3 separate regions of the Homo sapiens genome follow, and all the other regions are linked to region 1. The links are chromatin contacts, found by Hi-C in ENCODE. All regions are on one chromosome and are shown on one strand. Each heading gives the region's core, a stretch centred on a gene start or an enhancer-like site at or near the end of the contact. The rest is flanking DNA. Distances are from core to core; before and after follow the strand shown. Region 1 holds the start of HAGH (hydroxyacylglutathione hydrolase). Region 2 holds the start of ATP6V0C (ATPase H+ transporting V0 subunit c). Region 3 holds the start of ABCA3 (ATP binding cassette subfamily A member 3).

Evidence for each region. A loop is a pair of places that touch in the nucleus more often than their neighbours do. Pooled maps may share reads with other maps.
Region 2: a loop to region 1 is called in a pooled map, with 11 times the contacts of the local background. The contact joins the promoter of ATP6V0C here to the promoter of HAGH in region 1. A Hi-C loop is called at or near these places in 5 of 50 pooled maps.
Region 3: a loop to region 1 is called in a pooled map, with 10 times the contacts of the local background. The contact joins the promoter of ABCA3 here to the promoter of HAGH in region 1. A Hi-C loop is called at or near these places in 8 of 50 pooled maps.

What each region holds. Positions count from the first base shown.
Region 1 is chr16:1,825,423-1,828,314 of GRCh38, reverse strand. It overlaps HAGH (hydroxyacylglutathione hydrolase), which reads left to right and starts at 1,490. Exons shown (of 9, transcript NM_005326.6): 1 at 1,490-1,603. The coding sequence starts at 1,528. It overlaps FAHD1 (fumarylacetoacetate hydrolase domain containing 1), which reads right to left and starts at 1,109. Exons shown (of 1, transcript NM_031208.4): 1 at 1-1,109. The coding sequence starts at 1,076. The coding sequence ends at 411. RefSeq lists an enhancer at 890-1,079 and a silencer at 1,170-2,139.
Region 2 is chr16:2,512,558-2,515,449 of GRCh38, reverse strand. ATP6V0C (ATPase H+ transporting V0 subunit c) reads right to left here and starts at 1,498. Exons shown (of 3, transcript NM_001694.4): 1 at 1,268-1,498. The coding sequence starts at 1,346. RefSeq lists silencers at 743-882, 1,303-1,782 and an enhancer at 2,688-2,892.
Region 3 is chr16:2,339,278-2,342,169 of GRCh38, reverse strand. It overlaps ABCA3 (ATP binding cassette subfamily A member 3), which reads left to right and starts at 1,442. Exons shown (of 33, transcript NM_001089.3): 1 at 1,442-1,597. It also overlaps the pseudogene ABCA17P. RefSeq lists silencers at 1,132-1,591, 1,762-1,821.

The DNA.
Region 1 (2,892 bases), core at 241-2,740:
ATTTTTAAAATAAATGGTTTCTTTTTTTTTTTTTTTTTTTGAGACGGAGTCTCGCTGTTGCCCAGGAGTACAGTGGCGCAATCTCAGCTCACTGTAAGCTCCGCCTCCCGGGTTCAATTGATTCTCCTGCCTCAGCCTCCAGAGTAGCTGGGACTACAGGCGCCCGCCACCACGCCCGGCTAATTTTTTGTATTTTTAGTAGAGACGGGGTTTCACCCTGTTAGCCAAGATGGTCTGGATCTCCTGACGTCGTGAGCCGCCCGCCTCGGCCTCCCAAAGTGCTGCGATTACAGGCGTGAGCCACCGCGTCCGGCCAATAAATGGTTTCTAATTAAAGGATTGTGACATTTAATAGCCGTTGCTTGCTCTTGTCTTGCTCCCTTCTCTCTCGAAACTTGTTAAGAAATAACTCAATATTCTGGCTTTTCCACTTTAAATGTCATACTGACCAGCCCGTGTATGCCAGCCTCGATCTCATCGTTTTCTTTAACCGGTCCAACTCCCTTTGGCGTCCCAGTCAAGATAATATCTCCTTCTTCCAAGGTTATGATCTTAGAAACATAGCTGATGATGTAGGGGATGGAAAAAATCATGGAGGATGTCTCACCCTCCTGTCTGAGTTCGCCGTTGACCTTGAGCCAGAGCTTCAGCTTGTGAGGGTCAGGGATCTTCTCCTTGGGCACGAACGCGCTGACCGGGCAGGACGCCGTGAAGCTCTTCGCCAGAGTCCAGGGCAGCCCCTTCTTCTTGCACTCGTCCTGCACGTCCCGGGCGGTCATATCCAGGCACAGGGCATAGCCGCCCACGTAGTCCATGGCCGCAGCCTCGGGGACTGCGCGGCAGCGCTTGCCCATCACCACGCCCAGCTCCAGCTCGTGGTGCAGGTTGCGAGTGTACGCGGGCATGAGGATGGGCGAGCCCTCGGGCGCGTAGGCCGTGGACGGCTTCAGGAACAGCACGGGCTCGCTCAACACCGCGCTGCGCATCTCCCTGACGTGGTCCGCGTAGTTCCTCCCCACGCAGACGATGTTCTTTCCCCACTCCCAGAAGCGGGACAATGGCCTGGATGCTGCCATGATTCCCATCAAGTGCCCCTGTAGTCACGTGGGCTGGGCCGGTCAGCTGATGCCTACGGCATCCCGGAGAGGACCAACTGCCTCGGAACGCTGTCCCCCGCAGCGACGGCCCGTTCCACCTCGCGATCTGCCGGGTACCCGGGCGGCGTGGCGCTCGGCCTCCAGGGATCCACTGTGCGGTGCCAAAAAAGAGGCGGAGGCTCGCGGCACAGCTCTCCCGGCGCAGCTCTCGGGCCGCCGCCGCCGCTCCCAGGCCCGTCTCCCGGCCCGTGGCAGTCGGGGCTCGCGGACAAAACAAGTTGAGCGCGAGCGCGTTGATTGGTTGGCGGACGGTGCGAGGTGGACGCTGATTGGCTGAGGGCAGCGCGAGGCGGGCGCTGATTGGCTGCGACGCGCCGACGCCGGTGTTTTGCAGTCCTGGGCAGCTCGGCAGTCCAGCCCGGCCCGGGTCATGGTGGTGGGCCGAGGGCTGCTCGGCCGCCGCAGCCTCGCCGCGCTGGGAGCCGCCTGCGCCCGCCGAGGCCTCGGTGGGTGCGGCGGGGCGGTGCGGGCCGGGGGACGCGGGCCTGGCGGGGCGGGCAGCGGGCGGCGCCGGGCCGTCGTTTGGCGACCGCTGACGCGGTGTCTGTTGCGCAGGTGCCTAAGGCCGCGCTGCCGGGCTCGAGCGGAGGCGGCGCAGGCGCTGAGGCTGGCGCGGAGCGGGCGCGGGGCCGCGGGTGCGGAAAGCGCTAGGTAAGCAGGGCCAGGCCTGCGTCCGCCGCGGCCTCCACGCTCGGGCTGGGCCGGCCGCGCCCCTGACGCCTCCAGGGCATCGCGTCCTGCCCGGGCCGGCGCCGAGGAGAGCCTGGGGCGCGGCTCTGAGGCGCAGCGGGCAGGGCCCCGGGACGCCTGGCCCACCCCGCACCTGCTGCCCCGCTGCAAGGACCGCGGTCTCGCGGCGCCGCCTGCGGTGGTGGAGCTGCCCGCCCGGCGCCGGAGCCCCCGTCTGGGGACCCGGCGTGTCATTCGCCCGAGGTGGTCGCGCGGCCGGGCCAGGCCAGCGCCCCGGGCGGGTGCGCAGCGCAGGGCACTGGGCGGGCGGAGGCGCAGACAGGGAGGCGTCCCTGGCGGTTTCCAGATCTCGCCGAAAGCTGTCAAGGCTCTGCAGGGGGTAGAATGTCGCCATTGCTAAGGAAAGGACATGGATTTTGAGGTCCTCAGAATTACAGTTTTAGGGACATTCATAAGGGTCCAGGCAGAGAGTTCCAGCGGGACTGTGTGCATCGGCAGGGCGTGCGTACCCCATTCTAAGGGAGGCCCCAGCCCCCGTATTTGGTGCCGCCCAGTTCAAGGGAAGCAAGATGCTGTGAAACTTCCTGATTTAAAAAAGAAGTGCAGTGACGCACGCCTGTCATCCCAGCACTTTGGGAGGCCGAGGCGGGAGGATCGCTTGAGTCCAGGAGTTCCAGACCAGCCTGGCAACATGTTGAGACCTCATCGCTACAAAAACTAAACAAAATCAGCCGGGCGTGGTGGCACACAACTGTAGTCTCAGTCACTTTGGAGGCTGAGGTGGGAGGATCGCTTGAGTCCAGGAGGTCGAGGCTGCAGTGACCCTTGATCGCACCACTGCACTGTAGCCTAGGGGACAGAGTGAGACCATATCTCAATTTTTTTTTGTTTTTGGGGCCAAACCGAACATGTTTCTGGACTTGGTCCAGGCCCCAGGCTGCAGGTCCTTGACCTGTTTGTACAAAGTATTACAGTTACAAAACAGCAAGCCGGGAACATTTGCCAGGCAGTGCTGGGCTGAGTGATATGGAAAGGGAATACGGTT
Region 2 (2,892 bases), core at 249-2,748, 690 kb before region 1:
AGCCCCCACCCCACAGGTGTTTACAGTCAGCAGAGACTGTTTGGAGTTCAAACCCTCCACATATCTGCACTAGGAGCCTCCCCAGGCCACCAGGCAGGGTGGGGCAGGGCACGGTCATCAAAGCTAAAACCAGACCTAACCACGGAGGCGGAAATCAGACCAGGCCAGGCCAGTCCACGGAGGCTGAGACTGGGCCAGAACTTAACTCGTCGGACCCACATTCCTGGGCCTAGCCCTAGCCCAAGTGCCATTCTCCCAGGGAGACCAATTGTCACTAAATTGGACGCCCAGGACCTGTCAAGGCCCAATTTCAAAAGCAGGGTGCCACCAAGAACCCTAGAAGGCCCCTTCTCCAAGCCCAGGGAAGCCCCTCCCAACTTCAGGCCTCAGGGAGGGAAAGGAAGGTCATTCATTCACCCCTCCATTCATTAGGACCACAACTGGAAGCCTCAGTCCTGAGGGCAACGACTGGATCCCATAAACTCGGACACCCATGCCACCCTCTCACCCACCTCAGAGCACAGACCCTCTGCAAGCTACACAGCCCCGCCAGCGCCGATGCTGCTGTCTCCCCGCTCCCTCCACTTCCACACACTCCCACCCGGGTCTCCGCGGGCTCTCCGAACCAAGCCCTCAGCCCAGCTTTCCCAAACAGCCCACACAGCGACACGGGTATTGGGCAACTGTAACCAGCTCCAACCGGAAGTACCTGCCTGTGGGTGAGACCCACCTGACCCTCGGGGCCGGCCGCCATAAGGGCGAGGGCTGAGGACCTCCCGTGGGGGACATGGGCTCCCCACCAGCCGGAAAGCTCCAGCGACCGGCTGGGCGTTCCTGGGCCGGACCCGCGCCGCCGCCCGCGCACTGGGGCCTTCGAGGTGTGATGTCACCTGCCCGCAGAATCGGCCCCCCTCGCGCCGCCCCCCTCGCGCCCCCACCCCAGCCTCCCTCTCGCCGCTCCCGGGGCTAATATGGCAGCGGCGCCGCCGCCCCACCCCCGCAACCGCACGACCCGGCTGGCAGGGCCGCCGGCCCGGACCCCCGAGACTCACACCCCGGCCAGGCCCGCACGCCCTGCGCCCCGGACCCCCGGCGGCTCCCCGCAGCCCTCGGGGCGCCGACCCCCGCCCGCTGTCACACGAGGCCCGGGCGCCCCCGACAGCTCGGGATTACGTCAGAGTGACGTCACACACCGGACCCCGGCGAGCTGCGGGCATGAGCAACGCGCGCGCCCCCGCCCCCGAGTCCCTCCCGCCGCCGCGCTCACCGCTGAAGACCATGGCGGCCGAGGCGCCCATGACGGCGAAAAACGAAGCATACTCGGGGCCGCTCTTGGACTCGGACATGTCTGCGGGTGGGGAGGGGGCAAGCTCTGCGGGCCGAGGCGGTGGCGGAGGCGGGGGCGAGGACGGGCCGGGCACGAAGGTTTGCGGGCGGGCGGCGGCGAAGGCGATCCGGCCCGTCAGCCGCTGCGCTCTAAATACCAGCACCGCAGAACAAAATGGCGGCCGCGGCCGCGTCACATGACCTGGGCCCCGCCCCTGCGAGCCGTACCACTTCGCACCGTGGGGGAGACGCGTCCCCGGGACGCCCGGCCGGCCCGTTGACCTCCCCCGGGCTGTGCCGCCCGCCCAGCGACCCGGCCCCGGCGCCCGGCCCCGCCCTGCCTCGGCCTCCGCGGGTGTTTCCGGGCGCCGCCGGCCTCTGGATCTCCGCAGCGTTGGACCGGTCTCGCGCCGGGGCGGGGCGGTGTGGTGTGTGCTTCATTAGCATACGGGGCGGGGCCTCGGACGCCCCGCCTCCTCTGCGGCTGCGCGTCGTCTGCAGGTGTTGGGTTCCCGGCGACGCTTTTCTTTGTACCCCTGGCGTGAAGCTGCAGGCCGTGGTTTCGCGGCCTTGCCCCCAAGACGGGGCCTCACCCCTCCGGGCGCTGGTCTTCCAGGATCTCCCTACCAATCCTGGGCGAGCTAAGGGTCCCAGCAGATGTGCGGCGCGCGGGCCTCCTCTGCCACAGCGTCCGGAAAAGCCCCCAGCCCACACCTGTGAAGTCCCAGCCCGTGGCTGCGGTCACCTCCCTCCACCCTGTCCCCAGTCTCCTCCAGACCCAGACCTACTGCCTCTGACCCAGCAGTTGGTGACTTCACCTCTCGCTTCGGAGAAAAAGGACCCCCTCCCCGCACCTGTCTCTGCCTTTGCATCAGGGACCCAAACATTAGTGGGGTGTGTCTCTGCCCCTCAAGATGTAGGCATGACTGGTGGAAGCCCTGTCGGAACTGCGACCTCTGGAGGCCCCCCGGGCTCTGCACGTTCTGGCGTCCTGGTCCTCCCACCTGTCCTTGCAGCCACCCACTCACGCAAAGCCTGCACCTTCAGGGCCATCTTTCTGTCTTTCTGGAGCAGTTGGAGCGGTTCCCGCAGCCGTGAAAGCAGCCCAGCCAGGGCTGGCGCTGCCCTACTGATCCTGTGTGGCAGTCCCTGGCACCCCCTCTGCCTGATCTCCATTCCCCCTTTCAGGGGCCCTGGGCAGCTGCCACCAGGCCTGAGTGTCCTTTGAGCTCTAAGGCCTCATCCTGGGTTAGAGCTCTCCCTGAGTAGCCTGGATGCTGGCTCATCACCTTCTCTATGTAGGCAATGGGGTCATGGCCCCTGGTCTGGCCCTCCTGCTGGACTCAGCCCCACCTTCCCCAGCAGGAGCCTCCCTCAAGCCCCTTCCCCAGGCTAGCCTGGGTCTGCCACTCTTGGAACTTGCAGCCCGTGAAAGTCCCTAAGTCTGTCCTGGTTCAAAGGAGAGGAGGCAACAGATACGGCCAGAGGCCCTTTCTGCTCCTCCCTCTTTCTTGCCCGGCCCTTGTTTCTGAGAAGACGAATCTTCACTCTGTCTCCACCTCCTCA
Region 3 (2,892 bases), core at 193-2,692, 510 kb before region 1:
GGTGGGCGATTTCCGCCCCCGGCCCGGGGCGTTGCATTAGGTCGGGGCCGTCGGGTCGTGGTGCCGGCGGCTGGCTGGGCGCGGGGCTGGCGGTGCGGGTCGCAGGCGGCTCCCAGCGGCAGGACCGGCAGCAGCCCTCCCTCACCCGGGGCGCCGGGACCACGGACGCACCTCACTGTGGTCCGGCCGCTGGCGGCGCTCGGGGACCCATTGGCCCCGGCCCGCGGCAACTGTCGGCCCCGCGCGGCGCCCGCCCTCATGCTGGAGCCCGGGAGTCCCTCACTCCACCTCTCCCTGCCACGCCAAGGGGGCCCGCCCCTCCCAGGCTCTCCTGCCTGGGGCGACCCAGTCCCACGACCCGGTCCGGCCCAGGGACACCCCGACCCACCTCCCCACTCCCGTCCCGTTAGACCGCGACCCGTCCCTGGGACCGCCTAATGTGACACGCCCGGGACCCTCCCTGCAGGCGACTCCCTGCAGGGCCCCCGCCCTGGACACTCCCTCCAGGTGACCCCGTTCCGCTCGCTCCGTGAGGTGACCCCGACCCTCTCCGGACCACCTCCTCAGGTGACCCCGACCCTCTCCGGACCCTCCCCGACCCTCCCCTCAGGTGAACCCGACCCTCCCCGGACCATCCCGTCGGGTGACCCCAACCATCCCCGAACCCCCCCACCCTCCCCTCAGGTGACCCCGACCCTCTCTGGACCCTCCTCACAGGCGGCCCCGCCCCACCCCGGGACCCTCCCGCCAGGTGACCCCGACAAGGCCGGGCCCTCCTGCCTGAGGTGACTCCTACCCGGCTGGGGACCCCCGAGGCCTCCCTCGCTCCTTAAGTGAGGGCGACTCCGCTCATCCCGGGACACCGCGCCTTCTCCTGTAAACTCGACGCCTGCCCCGACGGCCGAATTCCAGAAGGTTCCTCGCCGCCGCCTCGCCTTCGGTCGCGCCCCAGCGCCCGGCCAGAGGCGGGGAAGCCCTTCCCCCGGTGCCAGGAGTGACGAGGGCCCAAGGAAAGACAGTGCGTGAGGAGAAATGGAGAAACGGCCAAAGTCGAGTTTCCGGGTGTGAAGACTTCCACTGCTGCGAAACGCACGTGCGCAGAGTCATTCCTGTCAGAGGCCACCGCGCCCTCGCTCGGCTACCGCCGCTGCGCGCCCCCTGCTGGACATAGGCGCGGGCACAGAGCAGTGCGCAAGCACGGGCTGCCGCGCGGCCGGGTGCGAACCGCGTACTCGCAGGGTGGCTGACTGCGCACGCGCAAGTCAGAGCGCCCTCTGCCGGGCATGGGCGACATGCAGGGGGCACCGCGCAGGCGCGGGGTTGGGCTGGCCGGAGCGGCCGAGGCGGCCGGGGGTGGACCGGGCACCTGCAGGGGCGGCCGACTGCGCACGCGCCATCCGCGGCGCCCCCTGCAGGAGCCGGAGCGGCCGCTGCGTCCGCCAGTAGCGGGTTGCAGGCGCACCCTCCCCTCCAGGGCGGCCACGCAGCTGTCAGTGCCGCCGCCACTGCGAGGCTGGAGCGGAGCCCGGGTGGCCGAGGGAGGGGACCCCGCGAGAGGGCCGCGCGCCGGCCGCCGCCGCCCCGGCGCCCAGGCTCGGTGAGTGCCGCCGGGACCCGCCGCTCGCGCGCTCGTTCCCGGGGCTTGCGGTCCCCACCCGGGTCCGCCCTTCCCACCCTCGCCGGCCAGCTCGGGCCTCGGGCCCCCCCCAGCTCCGGCCTGGCCTGCGGGCCCCTCCCGCGACCCCGCATCCCCTCCGGCCGCGCCCGCGCCCGCCCCTCCTGCCGCGGCCTCGGCTCCGGGCGCTCCCTGCAGGTGCCGCTCCCTCAGCGTCGGCTCCCATCCGAGCCTTGGGCGTGTCCCGCACTGCGGGCAGTGCCTGAGCCCGCGCCGCGCGGGGAAGCTCGACCCTGCGGAGACTCGGCACGGCCCGGGCCCTCTGTGTGCGCCCAGAAGGTGGATATGTAGCGACCGACAGCCCCGGCCCCGAGGGATGCAGGCGTCCGCCGCGCACTTGCGGAGATGGCGCCGCTTTCCGGCCGCAGGGATGCCGGGCGCGCGGTGGCAAAGCCGCCCGGGTTGGATTCCGCCTGCTCCCACCCTCTGGTTCCGAGGAGCCTCCAAATCCGAATCCAAGGCCCACGGTCCGCGGCGGGCGTTTGCTGCGCCCTCCACTGTGTGGGAACGGGAAAGGGGAGCCGCTAGTCCAGGCGGAGGGGCTTGTGGCAGTCGCCGGAGGCCGCGTTCTCGGCGCCCTCGGTCAGGACGCCTGTGTGCATCGCGTCCGTGTGTCTTGGCTCTGTTCCAAGCCGGCTCCACGCTTCAGAAGGGCCGGGACGGCCTTATGGTCAGGGGCGTGGGGAAGGCGCTTGGTGTCTGTCGCACAGATGAAGCCATGTCCTCAGGGGGTAATTGCCGCTTGTTCTCCGGGTTACGTCCTGGACTGTGCACTCCGGGAAGGCGTCGATTGGATCTTGTTGGGGTTTGTGTTCCTGGAACTCCAGAAATGCCCGCTGAGTGAGTAGCCGAGACCCCGCGACAGCATGGAGCCCAGGCAGGGAGCACGTGGGAGAGGTTCACTCTTCTCCTGGGCATCCCGTCATTTTATTCAGATAGTCTGGGCGCTGCCTTTTGTAAACTTGAAAAGACTAAGACTGTTTTAGAAAGTTTGCCTCATGAGAAATGTAAGAGAAAGGGAAAAATAGATAAAAATGGATGTCATGGGAATCTCCCCCACACTTTCATTTTTAACTTCTTAGATAATTTTTCTTTTAAATTGAACCTTTGCTAACTCTACCTGAAAAACAGGACGACGTCTCTCCCTTCCTAAAGTGACTTACCACCATTCTGACCAGACAGGCTTTTGGAACAGGAGAGGGTAGCACGAGTTGTTT